Regions from separate parts of the Homo sapiens genome. Here region 1 is linked to region 2. Evidence: read pairs that join two places in POLR2A ChIA-PET (ENCODE). Cell type or tissue: MCF 10A. All regions are shown on one strand. Each heading gives the region's core, and the rest is flanking DNA. Links, peaks and the distances in the headings are about the cores only. Region 1 has its middle 160 kb from the start of BTC. Region 2 overlaps LOC105377277 (a long non-coding RNA gene).

Evidence for each region. ChIA-PET counts read pairs that join two places held together with the same protein. Peaks named below come from ENCODE experiments on the same cell type or tissue, not always from the same donor. Only the 100,000 strongest peaks of a DNase experiment are listed, where the experiment ranks them.
Region 1: POLR2A ChIA-PET joins it to region 2 with 5 read pairs; 1 of 35 experiments calls an interaction of 5 or more read pairs at or near these places.

Annotation. Positions count from the first base shown.
Region 1 is chr4:74,633,077-74,637,482 of GRCh38, reverse strand. No RefSeq gene overlaps it. Among named protein-coding and RNA genes, the nearest start is that of BTC, 160 kb to the left of the region's middle. In MCF 10A, for the core only: no CTCF peak of the experiment used is centred there; a DNase peak (open chromatin) is centred at 1,792.
Region 2 is chr4:74,114,793-74,119,198 of GRCh38, reverse strand. It overlaps LOC105377277 (a long non-coding RNA gene), which reads left to right. Exons shown (of 2, transcript XR_938878.2): 2 at 3,494-3,940. It also overlaps a transcript of MTHFD2L not described here. Among named protein-coding and RNA genes, the nearest start is that of CXCL2, 18 kb to the right of the region's middle. In MCF 10A, for the core only: no CTCF peak of the experiment used is centred there; a DNase peak (open chromatin) is centred at 1,988.

The sequences.
Region 1 (4,406 bases), core at 249-4,248, 520 kb before region 2:
CGTAGGTCCTGTGATCCCTGCCCCATGCCCTGTACATAGGCATTCAAAAATGTATTTGGCAATAATAAGTGGAAAACAAGAGAAAGCAGAAAGAATAAAGATGATGTTGAATTACTCTTTACTATTTAAAGCGAAAAAGCTGGATCCTTCAGAAAGTGTAAATATGTTTTTCCCTCCAATGAGAGACTGCCATTGGGTTGCCTCATCTCAGAAGTGCTATCATGCAGATAAGTGGTATAGTACAGTAGGACTGGAAGCCAGACTTCCCACCTCCAAATCTCAGCTTTGCCACATATAAACTTTGTGGCCATGGAGAAGTTACCTTAATTCTCCGTACTCCAGTTTTCTCTTCTGTAAAATAATATAATAGTACTCTTACCAGCTTATTTGGGGATTAAATTAGCTAAATACACTTTAAAAAACTTAGAATACTGCCTGTCACATAGTAAGCAATCAATAAATGTTAGAAATTTTACTATGGAGGTTTTATATTCAAGAAAATCATAATCAAAAAGAAACTTACAGATTCCTTGGTGTGGTAGTAGGGGTGGGGAGGGGAAATAGATGTTAATTTTTTTCTCCTTTTTTTCCCTGGCCTTTCATATGGCTAGCCTAGAGTATAACTATTAATTTATGATTATGCTGTTTGAAAGGGATAGTTTAATATAGTCTAAGTGTTTTTTTCTTTTGTACTTCTCCCACATTTCATAGAAGGAGAATACCAGGGCTTGTTCTGAGGGGTGTGATGATGTTTATTACCAGTACCTAAAATATGGTTTGTTTCAAGATATTTCTAAATGATAAGAAGAGTAAAATGTTTAGATTGCTTGTTTTTCTTACTCTTCATTTAAGTCACAATCTAGAGAACAGCTGTTTAGTGTTTCAAATCATTGCAGAAACAATAGCTAATTGCCTTGCTCTAAGATTGAAAATACAGTCAAGATGCCATCATTTTTTCTCCTTTGTTCATGGAGGGCTTTAGAAGCTACTTCTCCTTGAATATAGATGCAATCTCAGATATTTCAACATGACATTCTGAGAAGTCACTTCCAATTGGTCAGAATTGATATGTGAATTAAAACATATTTTCCATCTCTAGCTTAACCAATAACATGCACTTACATAGAAAATGAAGCATCATATATCTTATAGATTGTATCCTTAGTTCCCAAGTTATTAGGAAATATTTAATATTTAAAAATCTGAAAACTACATAAAGAATTCATTAAAATCTTGATTTTTTTCTAGCTTTAGTATTCTATGGCTTTTATATGGTAGGTCTGAAGTTCTGACTTTGTTACTACTATCTGTAATTATAGGTGCTTTTTTAGAGATCTGCTTGGGTTTCTTGTAGCCTCAGAAAGGAGGTTGGATTTACACAGTTTAGCACCTCTAGCTTTTCATGGCACCTGTCTACATAAAGGAGAGTATAGTTGCATGAGATGGTAAAATCAGCAGAGAAAACTCTCATGAAGCTGGTAGCATTCAAGCTGGGAGGGGAGCTGGCCCATGTTACAGTTCCCCCTGGATTGTGCTATGGAGAATGGAACAGCATACACAGATGAAAGCTGTGCATCAAAGGAGGACAGGGATTATCATCCAGACAGTGGTTTTTGATGAGTTCATAGGTCTTCAGGACCAAACTATATATTTAGTCTTAGTGATTTGCCAAGGCTCGTAAGAGTTAGTGAACTAACATTAGCTGAGGCCTTCTTGGAGATATAGGAGGATAAGCTTACAAAATCCACCCTGTGACCTCACCCTCTCCTCAGGCTTCTACCATGGACCTAGAGACGACAGGTGAGTATATTGGAGATTTGTGAGTCATAGGCTTTATACTTAGAGTTGGGAGTTCACCCCCACTTCAACTCCTCCCTTACCAAATTAAGAACAGTCACTCACCTGGATAATTATGCTACTTTAATTTATCTTATCCCTTTAAGATAAACTTGTTTAAAACATCAACTTATGGATTAGTAACATTTTGCCTTCTTTGACATTTCCTTCCCTGTGGAGCATTTTATAAGTCCTGCACTGGTAGCCAGTTTTACTTATCAATTATCTCAGTGTAGCTTTTAGTTTTAGGGTGTTATGTTATACATGTTGGAAACTGCATATTATAACCTTAGAAACTCTATTTCACTAAGTGACCTTCCAGGTGGTGAATCTCATACATGTCCTACCTCTTTTGAGAATGATTGTGACTCACTTTACCCAGTAGGATTTTTTCAATGCCATTGTGGCTAAATAAAATGTGGAGTAGTGGCAAGGTGCAGTGACTCATGCCTGTAATCCCAGCACTTTGAAAGGCTGAGGCAGGTGGATTATCTGAGGTCAGGAGTTCGAGACCAGCCTGGCTAACATGGTGAAACCCAGTTTCCACTAAAGATACAAAAAAATTAGCCGGGAGTGGTAGTGCACACCTGTAATCCCAGCTACGTGGGAGGCTGAGACAGGAGAATCACTTGAACCCGGGAGGCAGAGGTTGCAGTGAGCCGAGCCGAGATCACGCCACTGCACTCCAGTTTTGGCAACAAGAGCAAAACTCCATCTCAAAACAACAACAACAAAAATTTGGAATAGTAAAACCATAAAACCATACTTAACATACAGGTACTTGTTATTTAAAGAAATTGCATATGATACTTTATGCAAAACAAGTATTCTTTTTTATAAAGTGAGCATTCAGCCAATGTATTTATCTTGAGTTTAGATTTTTATATCTTAGGTTTTCTTAAACATAAACCATATTTGCCCTGATATAAAGAATTTCTGCAATTTTTTTCACCTGAGAGTTTTACTGCTCAGGTATTCTTAGCCCATGGTCACTTTAACCATGAAGTAAGTGTACATATTATATAATTTCCCTGAGCTTCATTCTTTATATCAGTAAACTAGAGATATTGCCAAAATACAGGTTTGTGTGAAGGCTCCATAAACAACAATTTGCCATACAAACATGGGATTTTTACCTAAACCACATGTATCAAAGTGTTGTTTTTGTCAACCCTACTGACCTAAGTACTATCAAACTGGGAGCAAAGTGGTGACTCTGTCTTTAATATTACAGAAATTATCTTTGTAAAATCAACTAGGTAGGTATTCTCTGAGCCCAGCATGACTGCAAGGCAATTTGAGACATTTGGGGAGTCAACTCCTTTTTTAAGCAAAAATGCCTGTGTTTATTATAGTAAGAAATTTTCACACGTAGGATGGTCAGATAAATAATACTTACAGCTACCCAACTGGACCAACTGTAGACACTCACTTGGCATCCCATGAGACTCTTTAAGTCCTTCATGAGAGAATTCAGAATCTTCATTATAATAGTCATCCACATAATAGAGAAGTATGGAGAAGTCCACAGATGGACAAGACATGGGACTGGAAATATCTTACTGAGAGCTATGGTGCTCCTGTTTAGAATACCTCACTCTGGGTCACCCACCTCCTGTCTTACCTATGTAGCCCCATCAATAGCATCAGTGCCTGCTTACTTGCTAAATAAGATTACATGGTTCTGAGGTTTCCTCTGACAAATGGAGAAAAGGGAGGAGAATAAAGGATTCTGTATTGTTTCATGATTTTGAAATGGGGTCATGAAGTCAGAGTCCATACCTAGATGATGCCACCATGGCAGACTATGGGTGAAGTTCCAGCAATGTTGCTTCATACACAAGGCTAAGAAACTTGAAGGAAAACCCAACCCATATTTAAGGGGGTACAAAAATTTAACTTGAGGAATTTTTAGTGCTAAGGATAAAAACTATTTCATTACATGTCTGGTTCTCTCCTCAGACAACTCACTGGAATTTTCAGGAGTGTCTGTCTTGTTTGAATCTGTACTTTCAGTGTCTAGTACAGTACCTGATAGAAATGAGTTTGTAACATATTCATGCTGAGTGAATGAAATGGATTTTGAAGATTTTAGACAAAGATTTTAGACATTTCTTCATCAAATGGCATTTTGATCTAGCTCTCAAGATAAAGAGACAGAAAGAGAGGAAGGGAAGAGAGAAGAAGAAGCGGGAGGTGAAGGGGAGAGAGAAATTGATTAATGTAGACATTGATGTTAAGGTGTAAATGAAGTAAAATACCCTAAAAGATTATCTTTTCCCCGAGGTATTTTAATAGAGTATAGAATTATAAACTGGAGAAACATGCCCATAATACTGGTGAGAGAGACCATCCTTTTCAATGGGCAAAGACGTAGCAGGACAAAAAGCGTCTCCTCCATCCCGCTCTAAGAATTTTGCATTCATTCGTAAATGCCTGTTTTGCTTCTATTTAAGTCACACAACGAATCTGTGTTCTCCAGTTACTGCCTTGCTCTTTAGTTTGATAAGAAAAGCAACATTTTTTCTTTCACATCATTTCCTAGTTACTTTAGCTTAATCGAATCTTCT
Region 2 (4,406 bases), core at 208-4,207:
TCACTTGCCACTATAAAGCCAGCAACCAGATGCAGCTGTACAGTTGAAGTACATCAACGCACTTGCCACTATAAAGCCAGCCACCAGATGCAGCTGAATTATCACCTGCCACTCACTGACAGGGTTTTGATATGCGTCTGCAGGCAACTGATTTATTATGGTCTCTGGGCAGTCAAACCTCTCTGCTAATGTTAATCTGTGTTTGCAACCACTCCTCAGAGCTAGCATCACCACCTCAGCTCCACCTCAGATCATCAGGCATTAGACTTTATAAGGAGCATGCAATCTAGATCCCTCTCATGCGCAGTTCACAATAGGGTGTGCACTCCTATGAGAATCTAATGCCACCACTGATCCGACAGGAGGCAGAGCTCAGGAGGTAATGTGAGCAATGGGGAGCGGCTATAAATACAGATGAAGCTTTGCTCCCTTGCCTTTGGCTCACCTCCTGCTGTGTGGCATGGTTCCTAACAAGCCATGGACCACTGTCAGTTCTTGGCTCAGGGTTTGGGGATCCCTGCTCACATGACCTTTTCTCTGTGTGGTTGCATCTCTGGTGTCTTCTCCTCTTCTTATAATGACACCAGTCATCTTAGATTAAGACCAATCCACATGATCTCATTTAATCTTAACTACCTCTTTAAAGGCCCTATTTCTAAATACAGTTATATTCTGAGGTGTACTGAGAGTTCAGACTTTAACACATTTACAGGGAATGCAATTCAGTCCATAATACTTAATGAAATGCCTTTGCTCTGTTTCTACTGATATTTATTTTGTTTTATAAGAAAAGTTTCAGTTCCTGGTATACTGTGCACTGTTGAAGAGCCTTTGCAGTAATTACAATTAAAAAGTACTTTATTTTTATCTGGCACCAATGAACAGCTGAGGCCTATGTATTTTTTCGTGTGAATCAGGAGAGGACAAAAGAGGGTTAAAATCTGTATTAATGTGCTCACTAGACAAGAAAAGCAAACTTTTATTCTATAAGTGTTTAGTTTTTGATATCTTTAACTTTTGATATTTTACTAAGCTTAATTATTTGTTCATTAACTTAATAATGTTATTTAATAGAATCAGTGTTATTCATAATTTCATAAATACTTTTTCAACACCCTATGTACCAAGCACGGTTGTAGGAGTTGTAAGTACAACAGTAAATAGGATATATGGGAAAGATATATAAGAAAGATATATAAATAAGATATCTCTTCCCTTATAGGTCTTTCAGTCTAGTGAGGATATGAAGTGGCAAGTAAAATGTAGTCAGCAGAGTATTATATCATCGATAAGTACAGAGTTCATGGAAGCAAATGGACAGGACTTTGCATCTGTTTGGTGGGAATTGATATAGAGACTGAGAATTAGGGTTGAGCATAGAGTTCTTAAGACAAAAGTGATGGGTGAAAAGAAGAGGTGACAGTCCTCAGAACCACAGAGTGTTTACATCTGTGTGCTCTCTCCTTTAGAAACCCTGGGCCTGCTGCGGAAGCAGCTCTCATGAGGGAAGTTGCTGCATGGACTTTCAGGCCACTGAGTGACTCTTCTTGCAAAGAAATGACCCCAAATGTTTGAACCTTTGAACATGTGCTCAGGGAAGCTATTGATCTATATATAGATCCTGCATATAACCTATGCATTCTTTAAAATTCAATCCAAGCAGCAGCCCTACTTGAACGCTTCCTGAAAGATCATTCTTTCACCCTCCACCTCCCTGTACAGATTAAGATCTGAAGGTTTGTTCTCCAGGCCTGGGAACATTTCTGTACCCTGCAGCCTGAAAACCCACTGTACCTTTTCTTAACTGACTTCCTGGTTGATTTCCTCTTAACAATAGTAGCTGAATCTGAATCCCAGGAACCTCACACATAGTAAACACTCAAGAAAAATCTGCTAAACAGTGTTAGTCTTTCACAGTCATTCTGGGTCAGCAGCCAAAAGATTCTGTGTCCGAGGCCAGGTTCCTTCTGTTGGCTCCATTCTAAGCTCAGCATGCCATGACTCACTGTTTCCTAGACAATGTCATTTGTTGTCATGGCTATGAAGCCCCGTCCACTTGTGGACTTTCCCAAGGACTTCAGAATCTCCCTTTAAAATCCCTTTCTCCAAGCATTTCCATCACAGAGGCCTCAAGATCAAAGGAGTTATAGAATATTGTTACCCTGAGGATAAATCAGCTATTGCCAAACATTTCCCACATGAACTTTGCTTTCAGCATCTACAAAAGAGAAAACGATATGTGGTTTACTTTATAAACTTGGTGAAATAAAACCTAACAAGCTAATTTTAATGTAGCAGACATGAGTGTCATTTAAGTGGAGAACCAGAAAGATAGAACGGTATCTATATGCCTAGTGCAAACTACCACTTTAGTGTCAAGGAAAGAAAAATCTCTTTGAACCAAAGCCAAGGAAAACTTTTCATAAAATCATGTAGGTCTGTTTCATCGTTTTGGCCATACAAGAGCATCTTCTTTCATTTGTTACTGTTACTAGTCACTAGGGTCACAGTTGCTAACCTAAAAATAAGGATGAACACTTTTAGATAATTTAAAAAACAATGCCAATCAGATAAATCAAGACATAACCACAATCATAGGTAAGTGTATCATTAAGCTAATTAGAGCCCCTCCCTAGTTCAGGCTTTTTTCAGGGCCTTGGGAGGGCCTAGGAATGTGCTCATGTGGTCATATAGTTTTATGCAATTTGCTGTGAAGTCATATATTTAATCAAGTTGATTAGGACTGCTTTTTTTTCTCTCACTCTGACTTTATTTCTTTACAGTTCTCCTTATATTGGGTGATGTTGGAGTAGCTAGTCATGTTTTTGAGATGTGGCTGGGGGAAGTTGAGTTGAGGGTACTCGAATTTAGTTTAGCTTTAGTGATATGTATTTTATTGGTTGACAGTTATGTTATGAATGGTTCTGTTTTTACTAGCCATCCTGGTGTGAGACTGGCTCCCAGGTATACTCCTTTGCTTACTGTGCACACTCACTCAGCGTTCTGATGCAGAAATCAGAATGTGTCCTAATATACACAATACCAAAATGATGCAGGTATGGAAGAGACAAGGTTGAAATGCACAGATCCAGGAGCTAGTGTGGAGAATATTATTCCAATAATCAGAGTGAAAAATCATAAGCAGATAATTCACTTTATATCAATCCTAGACAAAACAAACCCCTCCCCTTCAGGAATATACTCAACAATACAGGGTCTTTGATTACAAATACTTTATATTTTTTCCCCTTATTTGATTGGAATGATCATGTTCAATTGGAATTTAATAATGTTTCATAGAATATCAGAATTTCTGTGTTTGTAGAGCATGTACCTGTAGTAGCACGACAAACGGTGAGTTCATCCGTATGTGATGCTGCATACTTTATGCATTCAGCTATCGATAATAGCTATTTTTATTGATAAATGTAATTTAATTTAATCACTTATATTTACATTGCTAATATACACGAGTATTTCTTTCAAACCACAGGTTAACACACACTAAAGGGCAATGCCATTAAAGGAGAAGAGGAACTTTGGAAACTGCTGTCTGAAAGGAAAGCAAAGCACTCTTCATTAACAGCTAGTGGGCTCCTAATTTCTGCCCATGAAGGCATGTTCATACTGACAGAGCACCCCCTCAAGGGGAAGAACCATCCGCGCTAATTCTTGTTGTCCTCTTCTGAGCTAGTGTGCTCATTGTTCATACAAACTAGTGTGTCAACATTAAAACAAAAAGGGAGTTGAATCAATAAATGACTTGGGAGGCTGTCATACTTGTAACAACTATGGCGACAGAAGAACACTGGCTGTAGTATTTGGTATTAGCATTGGTGTCTGGATCTATAACTAAAAAAGCTTCTTCATTTCTCCAAACTAATAGATATGACAGATATTGCCACACTTAGCTCTACTTAAATAAATATTCTAAACTCAATCTCAAATCCACTAATGGAATTTCTGTCGCAGTCTCTCCTATGGTCAAAAAATAATTAGAGTAACAGAATAGTAGTTTTATACCAGATAGATATTTGAAGAAGAAATAGTCATCATATATACTTAAATATTCTCAAAATGTCTCCCTTGCCCTCCCCCTAATACCATCATTTCTTTGTTTCAGGGAAATGGCATTTTAATAAAACACTTACTGTGATGTACCATTTACTGGGCAAGGGCAGCTGCCTGGCCAAGGTGAAAGAGCACAGAAGCAAAGACTTAATGCTTTGATCTAGAATCCTGGCTCCACAACTTCTCTGAGTCCCAGTTACCTCATCTATCAAGGGCTAATAATCCTTCTTTTTGAGGTTGGTGTGAGAATCAAATGAATTAATCCATAGAAAAAGCCAGCACACTGCCTATCCTGGAGCATGTATTTTAATTCCCATGCTCTTTGCAGCTTTGCC